Linked DNA regions of Homo sapiens: region 2 is linked to region 1. The links are chromatin loops, found by intact Hi-C in ENCODE. Cell type or tissue: Calu3. All regions are shown on one strand.

Region 1 (2,500 bases):
ACTGAAAAGTAGGCTAGTAATGATGGAAGTGCATATGTCCGTCTAGTCCCAGCCCAGATGCCACTTTAGTCCACCAAGCTTGCCTTGATATCCCCCACCTCCAAATCACAATTAATCACTTGCTTATCGACAATCCCATAGAGCTTCCTTTACATTGCTCTCATGATTATTTTCCCTTTGCTTTATAGAAACACATTTCTGTCCTCCTCCAATGCTTAGTGGAGTCCTTGGGGTTCAGACCTTGATAGATTCATTTTGTTTCTCATGAGCATGATGCCGGGTACATGTGCTATTAAAGTTTGCTGGGTCAGGAAAGTGCTAGGATGCTGCAAGAACATCCAGTAAAGGGCAGAAATATAAGAACTACCATCCTTGGCTGGAGGCAATAGAGTACTGTGGCTAACAGGCAGGCTCTGGAGTGGGATAGACTTGAGTTCAAATTCATTCTTAGCAGCTTCCAGCTGTGTAACCTTGGGCACCCTCTCTAAAGCTTCAACTTTTAAGACTGTGGAATGGATCTCAACTGTCAAATAGCACAAACCTCACTGGACTGAATGAGATGACCCACGTAGTGGCATATGGTAAGTGCTCAACAGCTATTAGTGGATTGGTGCTGGTCCAAGGGAGGACATGCCAGTGCAGCCCTTAAAAAGGGAGCTGGAGAAGAAAGGAGTTTGGGGCTGCATTTTCACATAAGGTGCCAGGGCCTGATGCTGAGCAAAACCTTTGTATTGGGTGCCACCGACTGTCATCTCTTGTTTAGGTTTGACTGGGGAAACGTTTCCACAGACATGAACTAGTTTGTCAAGGCTGGCAAGGGATTTTCAAGGGTTTAGGGGTGCAGTCTAGGCTCAGAGCTCAGAGTGCAAGCCACAAAAGAGAGCCATCTTCCTGAGTCACCAAAACACTTGATTCGGGCCTCTGACCCTTAGCTGGCAGCCCCTTAGGATAGGATGGGCTGTGCCTGGGTCTGTCTTTGCTGCTAGGGGCTCTGAGAGAGGAAGCCCCATTTGTCACTTTCATTTCTATGTCCCCAGCCCCTTGCAGTATGCTTCATCCTAAGCAGGCATTCAAAGTGCTTGTTGAAGGAATAGATTTGTGTCCTAGTTACAGCCCTGACTTCCACTAGATGCTCAAAGATTGCCCTGATTTTGCAAGGAAGAGCAACTACTCAGGGAAACTGAGGCACACTTGTAGGTTAGAGTCCCTCAGTCTGCAAGGAGACACACACATCCTCAGCAGTGGGGAAGTGGTTTGGTTACTGAAGCTGTAAATAAGAATTTTGTCTTTATATTAATTCCTACTCTGATTCTAGGGAAGAACTCTCCTCTCAGGCTGGAGTAAGGGGAGAACTGAGCTCAGACACTGCCTCTTAGTTGTGGGGGCTGCAAACTGCCCCTCCCTCATGATATCTTCTCAGCTGTTTGCAAAACAGTCAGGGAGGAGGTGAAGCCCTGAGCCAGGCGGCCTGTCTGTCTCTTTAAATGCTGGGGTCTGTGTGGGAGAGGGAGGGGCCGGCTCTGGAGTGCGTGAAATTCCTGGGCTCCTCCAGCAGTCTCAGGCTCAGCGCTCAGCCCTACACATCGCCTCTTGCATGCAACTCACAGAGAGGGAGAGGCAACCTGTCCTCCCCTCTCTCAGCCTCGGCATCTCCAGCCACCAAGGACCTGCTTTTCGCACCTCCAACAACCCCTCCCTTCTACCCTGCCACTCCCTCCCAGAGAGAAAGGAAAAGGAGAGAGAAAGATTCTGGAATTTGAACCTACCCAAAGAGGAAACATACCCAGCAAACTCAGTTGATTAAACATCAAACAGACATACAGACAGATCCCAAATCTTCTGTTCAACTGGAAAGGTAAGGTTTGCGGGGAAAGGAAGGCAGTCAGGGCATGAAACAACTCAAGGTTCTTGTCCGTTCTGGGAAGAGGTTGCTCCTGAGAGGGTAGAAGTTTTCAGTTGGGAGCAACCAACCTAGATTTTCTTTTTTGAATACTGTATCCATGAGCCTTGGCTGACTGTGGAAATGGCTTTTCAACTGCCTTTCTTTTCCTTCAGTTTCTCCTGGAAGTTGGGTCCTTTTCCTCCAGATGTTGGAAAAGTCAGAGAATGTTTTAGATTTTTATCTTCTTCTTCTTTTTTTTTTTTTTTTTTTGAGTCTTTCTCCTATTTGCTTGAATTGTTAGTCTGAAATGATGTGTGCTCATCACTTCATTTTGGGCAGATACTTTTTTTTTGACATTTTGTAGTCACTTCCCCCCTCATTTATTCATTTATTTATTTGGGCTGGTTAAAATGAGAAACAGAAAGGACACTCTGAGGATCACAAGAAAACAAAATTGAATTGAGACAGGGATTTCCCTAGCTGTTGAGGAATTGACGTGTATGTGAGTGTGTGTGTGCTTTTTTTTTTTTTTTTTGAGGGGGTGTGAGGAGGTGGTCCTAGAGTCTAAAAATTCAGGTTGGACTCCTGTCTTGTGAAGGTGGGCATACTTGGAGAAGG
Region 2 (2,500 bases), 670 kb after region 1:
GGTGATCCTCTCTTAGAAAAAGAAATGATCTTGCACAGGCTCTCAGGCTTTTGTAATCAAGACTCCTTCCAGCCACAACACCTCTAATTACAGGGTTTTTGGCATCCTGATTGTCCCCCAATGTACTATGTGTAGGGGCACTGTGGGGGTGCCCTATAATTTGTCAAGCTTATTATCTTGCTCTGGCACACAGAATACACTGAATCAATTTTTAAGGTCTCTTTCAAAATGTGTCTACGTCATCTAAAACCCATAAATATTAAAATCATATGCACTAGAAACAGTTAAGATGTTTAAATTTTCCAGAACACAGAGACTTAGGAAACAGGCAAGACACAACATGAAAGCAAAAAAGGAAAGAGAATGTTACTTATTCTATTATCTGCCATGATGGGGAAAGGGGAGACAGAAAAACAACTTTCTCCTTATAAATCCCAGCTTTTGCTGCTGCCTTTACTATAAATATTGTTATTCAAAAGGTTTTCACCTCCTTCTTGGGAGGCTATTCAGTGAAGTATAAGATATAAAGAGCAATTTTATTGCCTAAATGAGAAGCTGGCCAAAGTGTAGTTTCCTCAGCTCCATGCTCAGAACATCTGATTCAGTAGGTTGAGTTGGGACTGATATACATTTTCATAAGCATGTGCAGTAATTCTGATGTAGCTCGTCTGTGGACCACAACTCAGGAACCCTAGTCTTTTAAATGTATATTTTTTTAATAACATGGTGCTCTAATTTGGAGCCCTCAGAAAGAAAGGAAAATAAAACAGCATAACCTGTGTCCTCCATGATAGTTTAGTGGGCTCTAGTATTAGTTTATTTCATGACATGTAATTGTTATTTTCATTTAATTTGCTGCACAATTACTTTTATGTATAATCCATGTTGAGATGTGAATAGGACAATTTACTTTATTTAAATACTTTCAGCATTGGCATACCTGAGGAGATAATAGACTATGAGTAGGGAAGACATGGGCTGATGTTCTACAGTGTTCCAGGGTCAGCCATTTTCTTGCTGCAAGCCGGAGAAGATCCACACTTCCTTCTATTCTATTGAGCCTTAGAGTGGCCACAAGGAGTATCAGTTGCTCCCTCCTTTGAAGGCTGGAGTCTGTGAAGGCAGTGTTCAAGTTCACTTGTTAACCCACATCGCCACCTACTGTCCACCCCCCATCCTTAATTAAGAAACTTTTGCCTGGGAGTTGGGCGGAGATTAGTGTGAGAGGCTACAGTATGAATGAAAAGTGAGATTGTGAATGCACCTCTATCGAGCCCTATTCAGAATGCTTGATTTGCAATAGTTTATTAAGAATTACAGCATTACTATCCTTAAATCTAAAGTCTCTCTCTCTTTCAGTCCAGAAGCAAATTACTTTTGGGTTAGAAATAGCAGCCAAGTTCCTGTTAAAATGAAAACAAACCTCTCTCCACCTTGTGTCTAAGGCCCTCTTTGTTGGCTTTAAAATGTTTATTGATTTGGGGATTTAATGTTGGATCCAACTGTGAATAGTGGCCACTTTGGGCCTGGTGAGTGATCCTGGAATTTGTCAAACAAGTTTATGGAAGGAAACCTGAAAATGCTTCACCCTAGTCCTTTGCCTCTTTATTTTTGTGGGTTTTTTTTTTTTCTCTTTGAGAATGTTTTCTATTTGAGTGGAGAATGCTCTCATATGGTACTTTTCTCTGATCCTTTTGGAAAGAGCAAGTGTCCTTTGAGAAATACTTGTTCTTGGTTGTTCCCTGCTCCCCACCCCCATGCCTGTCCCTGCCACTTCTAGAGCAGGTGGAAGTCGCCTGTGGGTTCTTCTGGTCTCAGGCTTTGACTGTTCCCCTCCACAAATTTGTTCTTAATTCGATTTTGTATTGAAGCACATCAGTTATTTGGGCTTCCATCTTTAGTGAAAAGCCACCTTTGCGTGTTGTTATGCCACATTACAGTGTTCCAGAAAACATATTGGTGTAGATGCAAAATCTTGCCTTCATAATTTTTAGCCTTATGTTGGATTAGAGAGCATATTTTCAAGTTGATCTCTTGGAACCTCAGCATGAATCTATATTAGAAGCCCAGAGAATGCTAAACAGAGTTTTCACTGAGCCATATTAGATAACAAATTATTTTACCTATAAATGAGATATTAATTATATAGATTAGATTTTTGTTATTAGATTATCAGCTATGGAGTGATCACCAAGGAGGATAAAATAGAAATAGTATAATCTTCTTTGCCCCCCTTTAACTCTACTATCTGTGGAATATACTGAACTTTTTACAACCAAGTCTTTAATGCTCTTTACTTTCCCTAGCAAATGTTCTTCCATTTAAAAAGTCTTTAAAATACTTCTTTATTTTAGCAGTGCTTCAGAAAATCTATCTTAGACCATTCTATGCTTTTAAATCTATGATAAGATTAATTAAGTAGGCTAACAACCTCACTTAAAAATATTACCTCGTTCTTGTAACATTAATTTCTACAGATTTTTTTATTGTGTAGAAGTAG

The links. Peaks named below come from ENCODE experiments on the same cell type or tissue, not always from the same donor. Only the 100,000 strongest peaks of a DNase experiment are listed, where the experiment ranks them.
Region 2: a loop joins it to region 1, with 7 times the contacts of the local background. A loop is called at or near these places in 3 of 110 quality-filtered maps.

Annotation. Positions count from the first base shown.
Region 1 is chr14:78,168,820-78,171,319 of GRCh38, forward strand. NRXN3 (neurexin 3) reads left to right here and starts at 1,554. Exons shown (of 21, transcript NM_001330195.2): 1 at 1,554-1,855. In Calu3, no CTCF peak of the experiment used is centred here; a DNase peak (open chromatin) is centred at 1,552.
Region 2 is chr14:78,835,875-78,838,374 of GRCh38, forward strand. The region is part of intron 10 of NRXN3 (neurexin 3); the gene reads left to right. Among named protein-coding and RNA genes, the nearest start is that of NRXN3-AS2, 130 kb to the left of the region's middle. In Calu3, a CTCF peak has its summit at 1,132 (motif pointing left); a DNase peak (open chromatin) is centred at 1,147.